3 separate regions of the Homo sapiens genome follow, and regions 1 and 2 are each linked to region 3. A link is a contact called in ENCODE Hi-C or POLR2A ChIA-PET data. All regions are on one chromosome and are shown on one strand. Each heading gives the region's core, a stretch centred on a gene start or an enhancer-like site at or near the end of the contact. The rest is flanking DNA. Distances are from core to core; before and after follow the strand shown. Region 1 holds the start of TBC1D25 (TBC1 domain family member 25). Region 2 holds the start of GLOD5 (glyoxalase domain containing 5). Region 3 holds the start of USP27X-DT (USP27X divergent transcript).

Region 1 (3,083 bases), core at 509-3,008, 1.3 Mb after region 3:
TGGCCAGTCCCCAGCATCTTCCCACTCACCCACTCAAATCAAAGGCTCGGATGAGGATGTGCTGCAACACGTCGAGCGAGGTGATCTGGGGATCTACAGCAAAAGAGCGGAACTCTGGCGGCAAGAAGCTCTCACATTTCTGGGGAGAGAAGACATGGGGTAGGCCACCAGGGGCCCCATCACCATGCTGAAGAGTGAGGTGCAGAGTGGTAGAAGGCAAAGTCAGAGAGGTGCCAGGGGCCAGATCAAGGCAGGTGTTCTGGACCACAGGGTCCAGTGAGGAGGAGGCTACTGCAAGAGTTCAGGCCCCCAATCCTTCTTCTATATCCCTTCAACTATGGTTGCCAGAATCACCGTGTCCAGTCTGGCTCCTGTTAAATCAGTCCTCTATGGTGCTGTAACCAATCTAACACATCTACCTACAACACTCCCCTGCTTCAATCTCTTCAATGGCAACCCTAGAGTCCCAGCAAGCGGGCCTATGGGGCCCCAGCCAGCCTCTCACCAGGTTTTTTGAACTTTACACTCTAGTAGTACCAAACTGTTAGAAGTTACCTTGAAACCATCCTGACTCCAGGCCATTGATTGTGCTGATCCCCTGTCTGGAACATCCCTCCCACTTTCTTCACGTGGTTCACGCCCAGCTCAGGCATCATCTTTTTTCTGAATGTCAAACTTCTACCTTAGAGCTCTATTACACTGAAGTGATGTGTGGACCCTCTTATCACTGCCAGTGCCACTGGTTGGTCGGAGCCACCATCATTGTTTACTGGAACTATGGCAACAGCGTTCTTCCTCAGCATACACACCAAAGGCCCTTGGCGATCTGTCTCTGTCTTAGCGCTCTGATTCACCTCCTACCACTCTTCCCCTCATTCTCTCCACTCCAGCAATCAGGAACCTACGGGAACATGCCAGGCTCATTCCCATCCTCTAGTCTTTGCCCTTGCTATTCCTTCTGCCTAGAATACTCTTCCCTTCTAATATGCACATGGCTGACTCCTTTTATTCGGGTCTCTGCTCCTTCAATACCTCCTCTGGGGATTTCCCTGTACAACCTTGGCTAACGTGACTCCCTATTTCATAACCTTTTTCATTATTTTAGTGTCCGAAGCATCTCATTTCTTTAGTTGTCTCCACCCACGAGCCTGTCAGCTCATCAAAGTGGGAACTTGCACATAAGTGCACTCTCAACACATGGGTTGACTGACTCCAGAGCCAGCACCTTCTCATTCCTCAGAGCCCCACCCTCAACTACTGCGGCCCCTCCTCCAGCCCCATAGCCCCTCCCCTTTGTCTATAAGCTCCACCCATTCATCCCATAGACCCCCGCCTCGTCCCTCTATTTTCAGTCCCACGCCCCAAGGTACGTCGCTAACGCTCTCAGGCTCTCAGGCCCTCCCTACCCCTCGCCATCATCACTTGGCCCTCAAGCTTCGCCGCTCAGGTTATGTCCGAAATCTCAGGTCCCGCCCTCCATCCTATGACAGCCACCGCCTCCCCCTCCCCTGGGATGCCTCGGCGGCTGGGCCGACTCACCGCCAGCCTCACCTTGACTCGGACCCGCACCACCTCTCGCTCCTCCTCCTCAGCGGCCGCCGCCGCCTGAGCTCCCACACCGGGCGGGGGCGCTCCGGAGCCAGACAAGTCCGAGGCCCCGGAGGCTGTTGCCATCCCGCCGCCGCCCGTCTCAGGGTGACGGCTGACCGTTGCCCCCCACCCCGGCGCACACTCTACTGTACTGACGCCCGCCGCCCCACCTCGTGCCGGGGCGCAGGCGCAGAGGGCGCCGCGCGACCCTACCCCCCACCGTCCCTCCCACCTGGCCCTGCCTGGAGGTCGCCTCTGCGCCTGCGCCTAGAGTGCTGTTGCCAGGAGCCCCGCCCCCAAAAGTCGGGCATTTTGCTCTATTTCAGCTAGCGTGCAGACGCCTACTGAGGCCCCGCCTCCCCCAGCCCCGTGGTTTGGTTGTTTTGACAGCATACTTCCGGATTCACGGAGGTGTTAAACTGACGCCTCGTTCGCCAAGAGAAGGGGGCGGGGAAAGGAAGAGGCTGCGTGATGACGTCAGGCCCACACCCCGCCTCAAGTTGCCTCACGCCTCTGCTGGCAGATGATGTCATCTATTTCAAATACCAGTGGCCCTCGCTTCAAATGAATCCACTGAACAGAAAAAAATCCTTTTTTTTTTTATTTTTTTAGGCAGGGTCTCGCTCTGTCATCCAGGTTGGAGTGCAATGGCGCGATCACAGCTCACTGTAGCCTCAAAGTGAGCTATGATCAAGCGATCCTCCTGCCTCAGCCTCCCAAGAGCTGGGACTACAGGCGCGTGCTACCACGCCCAGCCAATTTTTGTATATCTTGTATAAACAGGGTTTAGCTGTGTTGCCCAGGCTAGTCTCGAACTCCTGACCTCAAGTGATCCACCCGTCTCGGCCTCTCAAAGTGTTGGGATTACAGGTGTGAGCCACAGCCCTCGGGTAAAGTGTTTTTAAAAATATACTCAGCAGGGTGCAGTGGCTCACGCCTTATAATCTCAGCACTTTGGGAGGCCGAGGCGGGCTGATCGCTTGAGCCCAGGAGTTCTAGACCAGCCTGGGCAACACAGCGAGACCCCGTCTCTAACAAAAAATTAAACAATTAGCTGGACGTGGTGGCGCACACCTGCAGTCCCAGCTACTCGGGAGGCTGAAGCGGCAGGATGGCTGAGCCCAGGAAGTCAAGGCTGCAGTGAGCGGTGATCACACCACTGCCCTAACCTGCACCACAGAGCAAGGCCCTGTTTCAAAAAAAATTAATAATTTATACCCTGACTTAGTAAGGTCAGATAAAACAGGAAAATGGTTTACACATTGTGAAAATTCATGGAGATTTTGTACACTGATGATTTTTGTACTTCCTGTATGAATGTTATACTTCATTAAATAATTTGCCCCCAAAAAACACTATTATGCTCTCTGGAGTTCTAGCTTTTTAGTTTGCCTTTGTCTGAAACTTGACGAGATCATACTTTCCCAAGTTTACACATCTAGGAGGCAAATTTCCAGGTAATTCAACTCCAGGAAGGACACTAATGCTTCTAA
Region 2 (2,933 bases), core at 297-2,796, 1.1 Mb after region 3:
TGCTAGTATTTTATTAATCTGTTCAAAGAATCAACTTTTAACATTGTTGGCTTTATTGTATCTTTGCTTTCTATTTCACCAGTTTCTGCTGTTATAATTTCCTTCCTTCTACTTTCTTAGGTTCCACTTGCCATTCTTTTCCCAGTTTCTTGATAGGGAAGCTCAGGTCATTGATTTTCAACTTTTCTACTTTTCTGATCTGTGCATTTAGAACTATAGATTTCCTCTAAGCACTGCTTTGGCCACATCTGCATCATTTTGATAGTCTGTTAGAAATAAACTCCACCTATTCCTCCCATTATTCTATTCTTCCCTGCCAGCTTAGATTCACTCCCCAGATCCTGCTTTGCAGACTCGGAGCTCCATCCTTGCAAATTCAAGGACGAGCAGGGATGGCTGTCTTCAATAACAGGAAGGCCAGCGTAGCTCAGAACCCAAGAGTGAGTGAGAGATAAGTGGGAGGGCAAGGCAGGGTCTGGATCCTGCAGACTCTTGGAGGTGAAGTTACAAAGCCTGCTTTATAAAATGATGATCAAGACATAGTCATCACACAAAGGACTGGGTGCAGTGGCTCACGTCTGTAATCCTAGCACTTTGGGAGGCCAAGGTGGGTGGATTACATGAGGTCAGGAGTTTGAGACCAGCCTGGCCTACATGGTGAAATCCTGTCTCTATTAAAAATACAAAAATTAGCTGGGCATGGTGACGTGCACCTGTAATCCCCTACTCGGGAGGCTGAGGCAGGAGAATCGCTTGAACCTGGGAGGCAGAGGTTGCAGTGACCTGAGATTGCACCACTGCACTCCACCCTGGGCGACAAGAGCAAACCTCGGTCTCAAAAAAAAAAAAAAAAAAAGACATAGTAATCACACAAGGCTTACTGTGTGCCAAGCCCCGTTTTACACACTCTACAAAAATATAATCCATTTTATTTCTCACCACAGCATATAAAATCCCTATAGTCAGAGTGCCCGGAACACCATGTCCTTCCTCCTTTGGCCTCCTCTACAGGGAAGTGTTCTGTCTTCCTACAGGGTCCTCTTCAAGGTCCCCTTCAGGTTGCCAGGGGCCTCTGAATTCCTCTCCTAAAGCTCAAGGTCAGCGCTGTGTTTCCTAGCCTCTCTCCACATGGCCTTAATCATGACAGCTTTGGGGGCACCCTGCGTGAGCCACCTTTGTATCTCTCCACCTGTCCCTGGCTAAACTGGGGGAGGAGCCAGCCCTCAGCCCCGGCCCAGCCCTGCACACCTGAGCACAGGGCCCTCCATGGCTTAGAGCCGGGCCTTTCCATGGGCCTCTGCTGCCCTCTGCTTGTCTCTGAAAGAGAAAGGGAGAGAGGAGGACAGGAAATGGGAGCCCGCAGAGAAGGGAAACAGGTTACTAGACCAGTTTCAGTGCCAACACCCTTGCCCCAGATCCCCAGGGGCCATCTTGTTCACCTGTTTCTCCAAAGTCCTGCCCCACATCTTGACTGGCAGCCTGGAGGGCAGATGGCGCAGCATGGCAGGGTAGGCGTCTTTGCCCAGGGTCCTCCCGACAATCCTCTGGCTCAGCGCCTGGAGATCAAGGGGCAGGAATGGGAGGGCACAGGCTGAGGACTGTGGGAGGTGACACAGGTAGGTAGTGCAAATGGAAGGACTTTAACATTAAATTCAGGGCCTCAAAATTGAAAGCTTAAAGTGGATGTGTGTAAGGGATTACTTCTTGTTAACACTGAAGGCTGGGTGCGGTGGTTCATGCCTGTAATCCCAGCACTTTGGGAGGACAAGGCACGTGGATCACCTGAGATCAGGATTTCGAGACCAGCCTGGACAACATGGCAAAACCCTATCTTTACTAAAAATACAAAACATTAGCCAGGCATGGTGGCGGGCGCCTGTAATCCCAGCTACTTGGGAGGCTGAGGCAGGAGAATCGCGTGAATCCGGGAGGCGGAGGTTGCAGTGAGCCGAGATGGCGCCATTGCATTTCAGCCTGGGTGACAGAGCAAGACTCCATCTCAATAATAATAATACTGAAAAACCACCAAGTATTAAGGGGATCTTTATTCTAGCGTGTGATGCCTCTGGTCTACTTAGGGGTATGTCTCCAAAGTGTGAGATCTGTGAGCTGTTTGAGAGTGTGTGTCAGGGGTATGAAGTTGTGAGCTATCTGAGTTAGAGTATGACTGCTCTGACCCATTAGGTGTCTGTTTCCAAGCCAAGATCCCTGAACTCTTAAGAGTTCTGAGCCCCTTGGTCAAGCACGGTGGCTCACGCCTGTAATCCCAGCACTTTGGGAGGCCAAGGTGGACGGATTACTTGAGGCTGGGAGTTCGAGACCAGCCTGGCCAACATGGTAAAGCTCCATCTCTACTAAAAATACAAAAATTACCCAGGCATGGTGGTGTGCACCTGTAGTCCCAGCTATTCAGGAGCCTGAGGCAGGAGAATAGTTTGAACCCGGGAGGCGGAGGTTGCAGTGAGCCGAGATCGCGCCATTGCACTCCAGCCTGGGTGACAGAGTGAGACTCTGTTTAAAAAAAAAAAAGTTCTGAGCCCCAGGGTGTGATGTTCCTGAATTATTTTGGGGGATGAGTTTTGGGGGATGAGATTTGCAGTCTTCCTCCTCCTCCCCACTCACCCTTCACTCACCCTCACCTTCCGCTGCTGAGAGTCAGAGAACATTCATCAGCCCAGTTGCTGTTCACTTTACCCTGAGCAGAACTCCCCCATCTCCCTTACAGGTTACTTGTCTGGCCCCTGGAGCATGTGAGTTTGAGATTTTTGTTTCTAGTTACCCCCAACACAAACACTTTGTGTTGTGGATATTGTTTTGTTTTTGTTTTTTTTTGAGACAGTGTCTCACTTTGTCACCCATGCTGGAGCCCACTGGCGCCATGATGGCTCAGTGCAGCCTCAAACTCCTGGGCTCAAGGGATCCTCCTGCCTCAG
Region 3 (2,831 bases), core at 71-2,570:
ACCAGACACAACTCGGGACTCGGCATCTCACATCGGTGCCTGTCAGAGAGAAAGAAATCTCTCAGTATCGGCGTGTGGGTGAGGGCCTGGACAATGCAGTTCATAAAGCACGTGTTGCCAAGATTGATGAGTCCTCTTAAACCGATCGTAAAGCTGGAGGTGATTCTTCTTCTCCTCGGGTTGTGCCCCAGCAGTTCTAATTCTGGTTTGGTTGTTTCCCAGGTTGGGAATTTCTCACCAAGGCCTGGCACTGAACACTGCTGGTGAGAAACCTCTGTTGAGGTGGAGGCTTGTAATTTCAAAGCTTCTCCTTGCTCTTCTTTGGCAATTTGCTCAATGTCTTTGTCATATACATAGTCCTTACACATAAAGCAGTATATACCTCCGTAATACAGGTCTACTGCTAAGTTGTGTTGTTTCGTCTCTGCGTGCTCGTGAATGTGTTTCTCCGTGAAGCAGCCAAAGAAGACACAGGAAAGGCAAGAGTGGAGTCTGTTCAGATGGGTGCCACACACATGGCAGATGCAGGACTTTGCCTTGCTTTTCCTGGTCTCTGGGGTTCCACACCACACGAAGCACTGGTAGATAACCCGCAGTTCCTGCCTCCAGTTCTCTCCCACCTTAAAGCTGTTCACGTGAGAACAGCCTGGTGGCCCCACGGCAAAATCCACATCCAGGCATCCGCCCCCAGGGCCGCGCCGGGGCCGGGGCCGGGGCGGGGGCCGGGGCCTAGGCTGCGGCGGGGTACGGAGCCGGGTCTGGGGCCGGGGCCGGGGTCGGCGGCGCGGCGCACGACTGCGACGCGGAGAGGGATCGGGGGGCCGCGGTGGATCGGAGGGAAGGGTGGGGGGAGGAACCTCGTCGCTGTTGCCGCCACCGCCGCTCCGCGCTGGGTTCTCATCCTCCAGCTCCTGCTTCGGCTCCTGCTCCGCCTCCCGGACCGGCTCGGGTTCGGGCTCCAGCTTGAGCTCAGCCCGGCGGCCCGGACCCTCCGCCGTCTCCACCTTCCCAGCGGCGTCCACCTTCCCCGCCGTCTCCACCTTCTCGGTGGCGTCCACCTTCCCCGCCGCCTCCGCCTTCCCCGCCGCCTCCGCCTTCCCCTCCACCTTCGCCTCCGCCTCCACCTTCCTCTCCGCCTTCTCCGCCGTCTCCGCCTCCTCTACCTCCTCCGCCTCCACTGGCGGCGGCTCCTCCCCCTGCTCGCAGGGCTCGGGCGGCCACTGGGCGTGGCGGCGCGGGGGCCACGCAGACCTGGGGTGTCCCCCGCCCGGCCTGAGGGAGCGCGGTGGCTGTGGCAGCTGGACCCAAAAGGGACTTTCACTGAAGGAGGCGGCGGCGGAAGCAGGCGACGCCCCCGGGAATCCTCCCGCCGAAGCCCCCTAGTGGAGGCTGCTTCTGCAGCCAGGCCCCGTTTCCTTTAATTCAGTATTTTCCAAACTTGCTTGTTCACGAGAATCACGTGGGGAGCGTGTTAAAATTACAGATTCCTTGGCTCCACCCGCAGGCCTACTGAATCAGAATCTCGAAGGGAGGTACTCCGGAACCTGTATCTCTAACTAGGGCCCCAGAGGCTGCTTATGATCAGGCAAGTTTGGGAAACACAGCTCTAATTCATTGAGGCTGGCGGGAAGGGGGGCGGGGACCGCGCAGTCTCTTTAAGGCGCTTCCAGCTCTCGGCTCCAATCGCTGCTCTGACCCCCTTCATCGTCTCCTCCCCTCTCCTCGTCCTTCCCCTCGTCTATGCAGGCTTCCCTCGGCCACTGCGGGGCTGGGGGCCGAGCGGGTGCCAAGTCCAGAAATGTTTCTGAGGCTGTGAAATGTCCCCTCTGAGGGGGGTCCTAGGGAGCGCAGGCAGAAGCCGTGACAGGCCATCATTTCGGCGGCCGAGCCTGCCTCTAGCCTCGTCCCTGTCTCCCTTCCCACGCCAGGTCCTGCGCTTCCCGAAAAGGATGAAGCTCCAGCTGCAGTTCTGGGGAGGCCTGGACCCCAGCTCCGGGGGGGCCGGGCTACCAAGGCCGCTGGGCCTGGAGAGGCGCGTCCCTGGCCCATCTTATCAGCGCTCTGCAGGGTCTGGGCCTGCTGCTCGCGTCCTCCTGGGCTCCCAAGGCCACGGGTGGGTTAATGGCTTGACAGCCGGCCTCCTGGCCCAGCAGACGCTGAGCAGCCCGATGGCACAATCCACCTCTTCTCTCCAAGGCCAGCTGGAGGGACGAGGCACGACAAGGCCATCCCTACAGCTGGCACTTCCCCTACAGCTGAGAGGGGGCCTAAACTACAGGACACACTCCCAAGACCCTTAAGCCCTGGCAGCATCCCGGGGGAGGGGGGCAGCAGGTGGAAGTGGAAAGAAGCCTGTGGAGCTGCCAGCAGGGAGAGGGAGTCGGACATGAGGCTGAGAGGCCTCTGGGAACCCCTGTGCCAAGGGGCTGCTGGCACTGGGCAGCAGCACCCCAGAGCCCACGAGGAGTGTGCCCAGAGCAAGTGGCTCAGACCTGGGTCATGGCTCGAGGGTGTCGGGCTGTAGCTGCTGGTCCCAGAGAGTGCAGCCCAGGGCAGGCATCAGGACAGGAGTAGGAGGAGAAAGAGTGTTCTAGGAAGAGTCTAGTCCCCTAATCCTGGTGGTGGCTGGCTGTAGCCTAGTGCACGCTGTCTGGCTTGTGTGGCTGTGCTGCCTGAGTATACATACCCTAGCAACATTCTCCTTGCTCAGCACTGGACATCAGCTCTCCACCTGGCCCCTTCCTCTAGGGAGGGGATGGGGAGGCCTCCTAGGGTTAGCAGCAGGAGTTGGGCCTCAGGAATCAGGAGCCCTTGAAAGGAGGATGCGTGGT

Evidence for each region. Hi-C counts contacts between places; a loop is a spot of excess contacts on that map. ChIA-PET counts read pairs that join two places held with the same protein, here RNA polymerase II (POLR2A). Pooled maps may share reads with other maps.
Region 1: a pooled map shows a loop between it and region 3 (22-fold over the local background). The contact joins the promoter of TBC1D25 here to the promoter of USP27X-DT in region 3. A Hi-C loop is called at or near these places in 1 of 37 single-sample maps with no recorded cell type and 6 of 50 pooled maps. POLR2A ChIA-PET finds 5 or more read pairs at or near these places in 1 of 52 experiments (PC-9).
Region 2: a loop to region 3 is called in a map of PC-9, with 19 times the contacts of the local background. The contact joins the promoter of GLOD5 here to the promoter of USP27X-DT in region 3. A Hi-C loop is called at or near these places in 1 of 168 maps with a recorded cell type or tissue (PC-9). POLR2A ChIA-PET finds 5 or more read pairs at or near these places in 2 of 52 experiments (PC-3 and activated T-cell).

What each region holds. Positions count from the first base shown.
Region 1 is chrX:48,538,389-48,541,471 of GRCh38, reverse strand. It overlaps TBC1D25 (TBC1 domain family member 25), which reads right to left and starts at 1,758. Exons shown (of 6, transcript NM_002536.4): 1 at 1,552-1,758; 2 at 30-139. The coding sequence starts at 1,674. RefSeq lists enhancers at 1,103-1,603, 1,604-2,104 and a silencer at 1,598-1,817.
Region 2 is chrX:48,760,360-48,763,292 of GRCh38, reverse strand. GLOD5 (glyoxalase domain containing 5) reads right to left here and starts at 1,546. Exons shown (of 4, transcript NM_001080489.3): 1 at 1,440-1,546. The coding sequence starts at 1,502. RefSeq lists a cis regulatory region at 1,052-1,794.
Region 3 is chrX:49,877,845-49,880,675 of GRCh38, reverse strand. It overlaps USP27X-DT (USP27X divergent transcript), which reads left to right and starts at 1,320. Exons shown (of 2, transcript NR_026742.1): 1 at 1,320-1,585; 2 at 1,929-2,831. It overlaps USP27X (ubiquitin specific peptidase 27 X-linked), which reads right to left and starts at 1,192. Exons shown (of 1, transcript NM_001145073.3): 1 at 1-1,192. The coding sequence starts at 368. RefSeq lists silencers at 841-920, 961-1,370.